3 separate regions of the Mus musculus genome follow, and all the other regions are linked to region 2. A link is a contact called in ENCODE POLR2A ChIA-PET data. All regions are on one chromosome and are shown on one strand. The core of a region is the stretch at or near the end of the contact, and the rest is flanking DNA. Distances in the headings are between cores, read along the strand shown. Region 1 holds the start of Atp6v0a1 (ATPase, H+ transporting, lysosomal V0 subunit A1). Region 2 holds the start of Stat3 (signal transducer and activator of transcription 3). Region 3 holds the start of Stat5b (signal transducer and activator of transcription 5B).

What was found. ChIA-PET counts read pairs that join two places held with the same protein, here RNA polymerase II (POLR2A).
Region 1: POLR2A ChIA-PET joins it to region 2 with 16 read pairs in Patski. The contact joins the promoter of Atp6v0a1 here to the promoter of Stat3 in region 2. POLR2A ChIA-PET finds 5 or more read pairs at or near these places in 3 of 5 experiments (Patski and embryonic stem cell).
Region 3: POLR2A ChIA-PET joins it to region 2 with 10 read pairs in Patski. The contact joins the promoter of Stat5b here to the promoter of Stat3 in region 2. POLR2A ChIA-PET finds 5 or more read pairs at or near these places in 4 of 5 experiments (Patski and embryonic stem cell).

The regions. Positions count from the first base shown.
Region 1 is chr11:101,007,369-101,010,711 of GRCm38, reverse strand. It overlaps Atp6v0a1 (ATPase, H+ transporting, lysosomal V0 subunit A1), which reads right to left and starts at 1,271. Exons shown (of 22, transcript NM_016920.4): 1 at 1,148-1,271.
Region 2 is chr11:100,938,120-100,941,342 of GRCm38, reverse strand. Stat3 (signal transducer and activator of transcription 3) reads left to right here and starts at 1,803. Exons shown (of 24, transcript NM_213659.3): 1 at 1,803-2,087. Gm46295 (a long non-coding RNA gene) reads right to left here and starts at 3,005. Exons shown (of 2, transcript XR_001780333.2): 1 at 2,857-3,005; 2 at 1,101-2,270.
Region 3 is chr11:100,848,855-100,851,902 of GRCm38, reverse strand. It overlaps Stat5b (signal transducer and activator of transcription 5B), which reads left to right and starts at 1,322. Exons shown (of 19, transcript NM_001113563.2): 1 at 1,322-1,504.

The DNA.
Region 1 (3,343 bases), core at 22-2,521, 70 kb before region 2:
CGACTCATCCCCATCCTCAAAGACAACTGCCTTCTTCTATCTGTCAAGTCTCTCCTAGGAGCCTGAAGGCTTCCGTTCAGGTCAGCAGCTGGCGCTATCAGTGGTACTGAAAATGCAATTATTTATTCGCGATAAGCTCCCCGCTCAGCTTCGGTACAGCAGCATCTGCAGTATCTATCCTCAACAGATCATCATGCACTGCATCACTTTTAATGTCGTAACGTCATGCAAATTCCATGTTAATCGATAGATAAGACTGATGTTTCCGAGAAGATTTGCCCTTCGGGAAGGCAGGAAGACATTTTGAGGAACCCGAAAAACAAATCCTTTCGGCATTAGGTGTTCAAGGAGAGCAAAATAACACACTCGACTAAAAGCAAGCATTTCTCAAGAGATTATGTGGGTTGACTTAAGAATATGAATCACCCACATAAGCTATAACCAGTCCTTTCCACCTTGAACGAGGATAGATGCCACAACCTCAAAATAAATGAAATCATGTCTGACAGGCATAGCTGACAGGGCTGACAGGGCTGACAGCCTCCAGTGAGTTACCGCCCTCCTCCTGTTCCTTCATGATTACAGGCCTCTCCAAGACTATCTCTACCCCCACTGAAACCAAACACAATACGAATTTGGAAAAGCGGTTTCCAGGGGTCGCGAAATGAAGTACGAAGAAAGTAATTCTGCAAAAGGGTGATCCAAACCCAAGGTCCTCCCAGGAGGACTCTCGCTCGGATTCTCCAATCCTCCCTTTCTAGCAGGGAGCATTTGTCGTTCACCTCTTCGTTTCTAAGCTGCACAGTGAGAGCGCAGAAATTTTCTGGACCAGGCATAACCTGTCTCCTGGTTAGGGAAGAAATCCCCAAATTGTAAGACCCTTTAAGAAATCCCCCCAGATCACTCTGCCTATCCGATCTCTTCTGTCCTTTCGCCTCCTCCTCTCCCGGGTCATTCCTGAGCAGTGGCCCTCCAGTTCCTCTGCCCACAGGAAGGGTGTCCGAAGAGGGAGATGAGCCCCCCATATTTTTCTCAGAGACCTAAGATCCTGGCTAATTCTTCTGACAAGCATCCGAGGTATCCGAGTGCGCTCCACGTCCCCTCGAAAGCCACTCGGGGAAGCGCTCTTTCTACAACCCCAGCTCACCTCTCGCCGGCTCCGCCGCCGCCGCGACCGCAGCCGCCGCAGCAAAGCGACCCCGGCTCAGGCTGAGCAGAGTCGCCGACCAGCGTACGCAAGCAAGGCTCCGCCCCCACGCCACCGTCGAGTCCCGCCCCCGAGATGATTTCATCTCAGTTGACCAATAGGATGCTGCCTCTCCCCTGCTGCCGCAGTGCAGAGTCTATGGGGCTCGGGCGAGTCCTGGTGTGCAGTCGCCATCTTTGTTCCGGCGTTGTGATTTCTATCCCAGTTTGGAAGTCATCTGGGCTGGGCGTGTGACTTTTGAAGTGTTTGCCTTTTGAGCCCATCAGAATCCTTTCTCTCTATTATCCTCGGAGCAAGGTTACCTGCCATCTCTACTTTCCAGAGAACCAATTCACAACTTTTTCTTGGAGAAAGCAGCATGAAAGAAATGGGCACATTATAGAATGATCTGAGAGCTTGAAGGGAGCCTCAAAGCTAGTCTTCTTTACGTATACGCATCCTATGTCGTTCTTAGACCTCTGAAAATATTTGAGCCCCAGACTGGAGAGCGACTTAAGATAAGTCCTATATTAGAGACATAGGATCTCGTCCACTTACAAAGTATCGGATTCATTCTTCCAGCAGCTACCTAGGATTTACACTTATCCAAATTGGAAAAAAAAAAAAAATCCCCGGAAGACCACATGTTGACAAAGTAATTATTTTTATCTTGCTTACTAGGTTTCTGTGAACCCATCTGACCACGTAGGAGTTTTCAGTTCCTCATATATCTTTTGAATGCAAAATAATACCTACCTTTTTTTTTTAAAGCTCCTTTTCTAAATATTGATAGAGTCCTTTCCCCCCAATTAAAGAAGAGTAGGGAGTCAGCAGAAACATCAGGAGGAACTTGGAGAACTGGTCAGTCAGTCTCTGTGGGTGGCGGAACTCATTGAGATTCAAGTGTAGTGAAGGAGGTATTTCGGATTTAAAAAAAAAAAAAAAAGCAACTTGTACTGATAATTTTTATCTGCTTGGCAGAAGTATTACAAAACGTGTTTTGTGAGCCCGAACAAAATGATGGACACAGTGAACATTTTATTTGAATTTTTCTACTGCACATGGTAATTGAAGGTATTGCTTCATTACAATTCTCTCGAGAAGCAGCATTTCTGAGACCTAGGCTTTACGGTTTTCACATTCTGAAGCTCCTTCTACAGGCAGGGACCCACAATTGAAATCCTGCCAAGTATTTCACAATGACTGTCACTTCCTTCCTCGTAGACTTAGAAAAAAAAAGCTAACCTCAGAGTCAGCTGCTTCCTAACCGCAAACAAGTGTTTCATACACTACCTGTAAGAAAGCCTATCCCGGACTATAGTTCACTTGAGTTGTTTCTACACCCCACGCCGTGGTTTCCCTGAAAGTACATCCTCTTAGAGGTCCAATAATAATAATAATAATAATAATAATAATAGTTATTATGGAGGTCAGAGAACAACTTAGTGGGAGTTGGTTCTCTTTAACCCCGAGTTACCCAGGAATTGAACTTGGGCATCAGGCTTGTCTGAAATACTTTAACCTGTTAAGCTAAGACTTTCTTCTTCTTCTTCTTCTTCTTCTTCTTCTTCTTCTTCTTCTTCTTCTTCTTCTTCTTCTTCTTCTTCTTCCTTTCATCTCCTGCTAGACATCTTTCCCCAGTGTTCATCTATTTTCTTTCCGTGCTCTAATCTTGGCCATCTTGCCTCTCACTAATTTCAAATGTCTATGGTTTGGGATTCATGTCTATTTTTCTATCCTCCACCTTTCTTTATGGTCAGAGAGGGCATTTCTGTCTGTTAGATGATACCTCATGGGTAATATATTTGTTGAAGTCTACAACTGTGAGACAGTATTAGGTACCACAGATACGAAAATGGAGCAGATACATTTCCCATCCAAAAAAAAAAAAATATCTTGAGAAGTACATTTCAATACTTGGGGGTGGGGGTGGGGGTATATGGCTCACACCTGTAGTAAGCCTAGTAATTTGGAATGCTGACGCAGGAGGATTGCCTCCTAGTGAACACCAGGCCGAGTAGATCAACAAAGCATCTAAAGAAATTGCAGGGGAAAGAGGTGAGTGCAATAATTAACACTGTACTATGTGCCAGCAAGTTTCCGCTATGCTTTGTAAATACAGACTCCTTTACCTATCACAATAACCCTAGGAGGTAG
Region 2 (3,223 bases), core at 554-3,053:
TAGTGGGCATCTGACGCCCTCTTCTGGTGTGTCTGAAGTATATAGCTACAGTGTACTCATATAAATAAACAAATCTTTAAAAACAGAAAAATCTGCAGCCTTCCACAGGTGTGGGAGGAATGTTTTCAATCTCAGCTCACTCAGGAGATAGAGGCTGGAAAAAAATCTCTGAGATCCTAAGATCCTGTCTCAAGAAAACAGGATACTAGTAAGAAAACAAAAACCTGAAGTTTCCTGAACTGTGTATATTAGCTGTGTTTTAAAATATACCATTGGGGGATTATCTTTGTGGAGAGGTAACAGCCCCTTGTAGATTTTAGATTTTTATCTTTATCTCTCTTTGTGCTAATCACCAGCAATACAAACACCAATAGGTGTACTTGTAAGTCCCTACCATCACATATACATACAAATCACTGCAGTACGCAGAGTTCATTCTCTATGACAGAAAGCCAAGCATATACACGTACCATGAACTGCTGATTCCAACTCAGTAAAATCTGTACTCCCAACATACAAGACGTGAAATAGGTCAGATAATTTCAAGAGCGTCAAGACCCCCCCCAAAAGACTAAATGGATGTTACTCCTAACTCCTGCCACTCTAGTTAAGCAGTAGTGGGAAAGTGTGGAAGAACTGGTTTGTCTCAATTGGACATTTAAGTTTAATGGTGAAAGACTAGTTAATGTTAACAATGAATCCTAAAATCATCAGAATATTTTATGGGCTTTCTCTCTGTGTGTGTTAGCTTCAGTTCTTAAAATTAAGTGCCTAATTAAAAGTGATTTAATTTTGTCTGCACGTTTTTCTGCACAAGGTGTGTGTCTTTGCTGCGGGCAGAGGCCTGAGGAGGGCTTCAGATCCCCCCCCCCCCCCCAGACCCCAGAGTGGAGTTACAAATGGCTAAGAGCCATCTTGTGGGATGCTGGAACTTGAACTTGAATTTTTACCAGGATCAGCCTGGCAGTCCCCTTAACTTAGGCATCCCTCTAGCTCCTAAAATAAGTACCTTTTAATGGAAACAAGTTGGTCAAAACTATCTTTCAGAATTTCAAGACCCAGTATAACAGTTTAAAAAAAAAAGAACTCAGACACACGTGGAAATGGCAAGTACTGTGTATTCGTGTCAGCTGTCATGCATAGGCTCTCTGCATTTCTGTGAGCTGACCAATCAGCCTTGCTGTTGAGATTCAGGTTTGAAATGGTGGAACAGAGAACCGGGTTATAGCCACTATTCTCCCCCACGCAATCTAGTAATTACTCTATTTCCACGTCATATTTCCGGGTGTATGCCCATAATCACGCAGAACTGAAGTTCAGAGCAGCCAGGAGTTGCCCATGTTCTTTTTTGATGTCTCCACAAACCCAAATGCTTAAGTGGGGTGACACCTGGGGACCGCCTAAGTGGCTGATTCCCACGTGGTAAGGAGCTCACAAACTCGCCCCCACGTGGTGCCAAGGGCCGGGAAAAGGGAGAGCGGGCAGAAGCGAGCCGTATCAGGGCATTTAAAGTGTCTTGACGTCACGCACTGCCAGGAACTCAGCTGAGTTTTCAGCAGGACATTCCGCTAATGTCTCCTCCCTCCCCCCGGGCTTTTTTGTAAGCTAGGCCTCTGCGCGTCCCTTGGTCGCGGAGGGAGGAGCACAAAGCTCTCAGAACAGCCAACTCAGGGAGGTGTGCCCAGAGCTCTCGACCCCGCCTTCTCTCCTAGAGGCGTTTTTCATTGGTTAGTGGGCGGGGCTTAGGAAGTACAGCGCTCGCCCGGAGGCCTCAGGGTGGCCTAGCCAGCTGGCCATTCCTTAATTATGCATGGAGGCGTGTCTTGGCCAGTGGCGGCTGGGTGGGGATTGGCTGGAGGGGCTGTAATTCAGCGGTTTCCGGAGCTGCAGTGTAGACAGGGAGGGGGAACCTGGGGTTCCGACGTCGCGGCGGAGGGAACGAGCCCTAACCGGATCGCTGAGGTACAACCCCGCTCGGTGTCGCCTGACCGCGTCGGCTAGGAGAGGCCAGGCGGCCCTCGGGAGCCCAGCAGCTCGCGCCTGGAGTCAGCGCAGGCCGGCCAGTCGGGCCTCAGCCCCGGAGACAGGTGAAGGGGGTGCAGGGTGGGGCCACCTCCCCGACGGCACGGGGGACGGCATGGGGGACCCCACGGTTCGTCAGCTGTGGGGGTGCTTAGAGCTGTGAATGGACACTTACATGGGGCAGGAGGATAGGAGGAGACACACAGGGTCGTCCCGGCGGCACTGACGTCCGGATGACAGGAACCAGCCTGGGAAAGGAAGGGACGCTGTAAGTTTCGAGGGGGAGATGCGGAGAGAGAGTGGGGAGTTCTGGGGGGTGTAGGACCGTGGGGGGGAGGACATTCTAGGCTGAGGGTAACAGAACTGACAGAAGCGGCCCTCCTGTGACTGCTCCCGGAGGCTAGGGACGTTCGGGCCACCAGAGCCACTGCCACTCAGGTGGAGATCATTGGGGTGGAGGCGTTAGAAGGAGCCTCCTTCCTGCCCCTGTGCTGGGCCTGGCCGTTCCTTGCCTAGCCACTTTCTTTGCCTTGCTCCCGTTCCTTCTGTAGTCAGCTGTACCCACTTAGGAGGTGGGAACTGTTGTGTCTCTCCTCCTGCCTCTCCGCCCCTCCCCCTCCCCCTCCCCCCCCCCCCCCAGCCTCTGGGACTGGCTAGATTTTTTTCTTAAGAATCAGATTTCCTATAGAAAATTGACAAACTTGTATCCTTTCTAAATTCTCTCCCATCTCTTTCTGTGTTAAGCTATGATTTCCCCCACCTTGTTAAGAACACTTTTTTTTTTCCCAATTCAAAATAAATCCCTGGCCAAACCAGCTCTAAAGAGCAACAAACCTCTTTCCTCTTTGACATTGTTCTCTCATAAACACCTGGTAAACTCGACGAGACGATAAATAATTGAGCCATTGCATTTACTGGATCGTGGTGTTGCTTAATTGCACAGGCCAGGGTGAGCCAATCAAGAGTGGGAGTTTTCTGTCTCATAGCCAAGCTCTTGTGTAAAAGCAGAAGCTAGGGAAACAAAGACAGGCTGGCCTTGGCTGAGTTCTGTGTGTAAACTTTACCTGTTGGGGGGTGTGTGGCTATAAATTGGTAAGTTGGCAAAATCCAGACTGTTGCTCAAGTCACTTTTTTCATACCTGGTCCACATCCCTCGGTTGTATCAATTGATGTGTGTATGGGTACTGTCAGTGCTTATTCA
Region 3 (3,048 bases), core at 73-2,572, 89 kb after region 2:
CACACAGAAAGGCCAGGAGTGTGTTTCTGGGAGAGGTGATAGCTTACAGGTATGGAAGCTTGAACAGAGAAATGTGCCCTGAAGTTTTAACTCGTCCTAAGCTGGCTGTGGGGTGGGGGGGTGGGGGGAGGAAAGGTGGGGAAGGGGAAGCCCAGAGCTGCTGATTTCCATCCCATCCAGCTTCTTGGCCCAGCCCCCACGCTCTCTCCCTCTTTTTTGTGCCAAGCACTGTGTCAGGTGTTGGCCCAGCCTGTAGGGCAGGAGCAGAAGGGCTTTGTGATCAGTTAACACCCCCAAACCTTTGTGCCTGGGAAGGCTGCTGGGAAGAGAATCATAGAAGAGCTTGCCTCTCGATCCTGCCTGGCTAGGAAAATTTTCAGCGGGACAAATTGTAGGTGACTGTAGAGAATAGACGTTCCGTGTGTTTGTGCTGGGAAGGGGTCCTCCCTCTTTTGCCCCTGCAGCTGAGGTTTCTACAGCTGTGGCTTCTGTACCACTGATGTGCCTTGCTTCCGGGCTGGCCGGGTTGGCCCTTGGAGGGTTGCCAGGGAAACCACTGGCCAGCTTGGGGAGATGGAGCGCGGGAGAGTGGGTGACTCAGGTTGCTTTCTCTCACACATACAGCAACCCTCCCCAACATTGGGGAAAGGGTAGTAGAGACCCTCTACCCCTGGAGAGAACCCAGACGGCCCTGGATAAACCTGTCACTCCCAAAACCAAGATTAGTTACCAGCAAAAATTCCCAGGGAGGAAGGCGTCTCCCATATGCCCCATAGATTCACCCAGGGGCAATCCACTGATCCAGTTGGCCCGGTCCTGCCTGTGCCCATCGGGGTAGTGCGACAGGGGCCCTGGTTTAAACCTCCCTCCAGGGAGCAAGCTCGGGATAATTATTGATCGGGGCTACTATGGACTTCTGCCCTCGGCCTGAGAGCTAGAGGACGCGGGCCTGGTTTCCCGGCGGGAGGGCGGTGGGCGGGCCGCGGAGGGGGTGTCCCAATCTCCAAGACCACCGCCGCTCGTGCCCTTAAACGGGGATCTCTCCCACCCAAACAAAACAGCATGTGTTAGGGGTCCCGGAGCCTCGAGGGGGTGTCCAGGGCGGCTGGGCGCGGGCTCGGCCTGCAGCGGGAGCGCGCGGCGCAGGCCCAGCCGAGCGCGCTCCCGCGCTCCACTGCGCGCAGGGGGTTCCGGGGCCCCGCAGGGCGGTCGCGCAGGGGCGCGGAGGGACCTTGGGGCTGGGGAGCGCGCGCGGGCAGGAACCAGGAAGCGGGGCGCGCTCGGGGTTACGGGCGGGCGCGCGTCCCCGGAGCCTGAGCGCGAGAGCGGCGCGCGCCCCCGTGGGCCCCGGCGGGAGGAGAGTCGGCGGCCCAAGCCGTCACCCCGGGCGGGGACCGAGCGCGGGCGACGACGCGCGGAGGTCCTGCACGGGGAGGGAGCGAGCGGGCGTGCGAGAGAGCGTGCGGGACCGGAGAGACCGCTGGCTCTGGTGGGGCAGAACGAGGTAGGAGCTGCGCCCTGCGCGGGGCCAGGGGGCCCGGGAGCCCGGGCGGGGCCCCGTGCTCCTGCTGTCTAGAAGCTGGGCAGGGCCGAGCCGCCGCCATCGCTCCGGGGCCGTGGGGAGGCCGCGGGGGCCGCGCCGGGCGGCTGCAGAGGGGCCCGGGGCGCTGGTGGTGGCTACGAGAGGGGCGCGCGGAGGCCACGGAGGGGGGCGCCGTGGATACCGTGAAAAGTATTGGCGCGTGCGTGTCACGATGGGTGTGTGAGGGACGCCGACAGAGCCGATCCCCTGGGAGCGAGGGGACTGCTGTCGGCCGCCTCACACCTTCCTGTTGCATTTCTGAAGAGTCCCTGCTGTCTCCCAGTTTTTCCTCTTATTATAATGTGCTCCCCAAAGCGGGGGGGGGGGGGTGCCCGAGACTCTGGGGAAAACGATGAGCCGAAGGTACCCAGTGGAGTGGGGGGTATCAGCAAAGCTTCAAGAAATAGTGCCTTATAAGGAGTCAAGACAACAAATATGAACATTTTGATAAGGCTCTGGGCTGCGGGGTCCCACATCAGGACCTGCCAGGCCTGGGCTTGAATGTGTGGTGGTGGGATGCGGGCAAGCTGTTCTTTCATTTTCTCTTCTTTTCTTTTCCTTTCTTTTCTTTCTATCTTGTTTTTCCTAGCCAAGGTTAAAGAGTTAAAAAAAAAGTGATCCTGGTGTCGGGGGTAGATATGGGGAGTCGGAAGGAGAGCTGTCTTATCACAGAAGCTGGTCTGAGTCTAAAGGAATCTGGCAAGATGGTCAGAGTGATCAAGGGGGGGGTAGCAGAAGGGGGCGGGGGGGGGGACTTGTCTGGAGCAGGAGGCGTTTGCAAACACTTGTAGCCAGCAGTGATGGAAAAGGCGAAGAACAAACGGCAGCGTTTAGAAAGCAGGGATTAATGAGACCCAGAAGATTTTAAAGGCAAAAAGAGGCCATTCGTTTCCTCAAGGACCTATGTCCACTTTTGTGCTTGTCTCGCTGTGGGTCGGAACTTGTATTAAATTAATAGTGGCAAACTGGCTTATAGAATCTTCGATTTGGGAAGCCTCCACCCCTGGGATTATACTACATTCTTTCATTGTAAAAACTGAGGCCCAGATAGATGGACTTAGCTGCCAGCTCAGGTCACAAGTGTGTTTATATTTAGTAGTTTATGGACTCACACCCACAAGGACCCATCTTGTGCAGTGAAGTAGATGTTTGCCTCAGTAAGACTCTATAGGTTGTTGTTAGAGTATCCTCAGAGAATGTCCCTTGAAAAGGCTAGGGTGTCACTGGACCGATGGTTTTGTGTAGCCTTGTAGCAGTGGCTTTTATCATCTGCTTGTATCTTGGGCTTCCAAATCTATTGGATAGTTGCCGGTGCCTTAATAAGCTTTCAGCTGTTGAGTCTGCATTATCTCACATAATTTGATTATCATTCAGTCAGGATACGGGCCTTTGCCTCTTATCCATTGTCATGCTATTGTTCATTTGTTTTTGTTGTTTGATGTTTACAGTGTCCGTCGGATGTATTT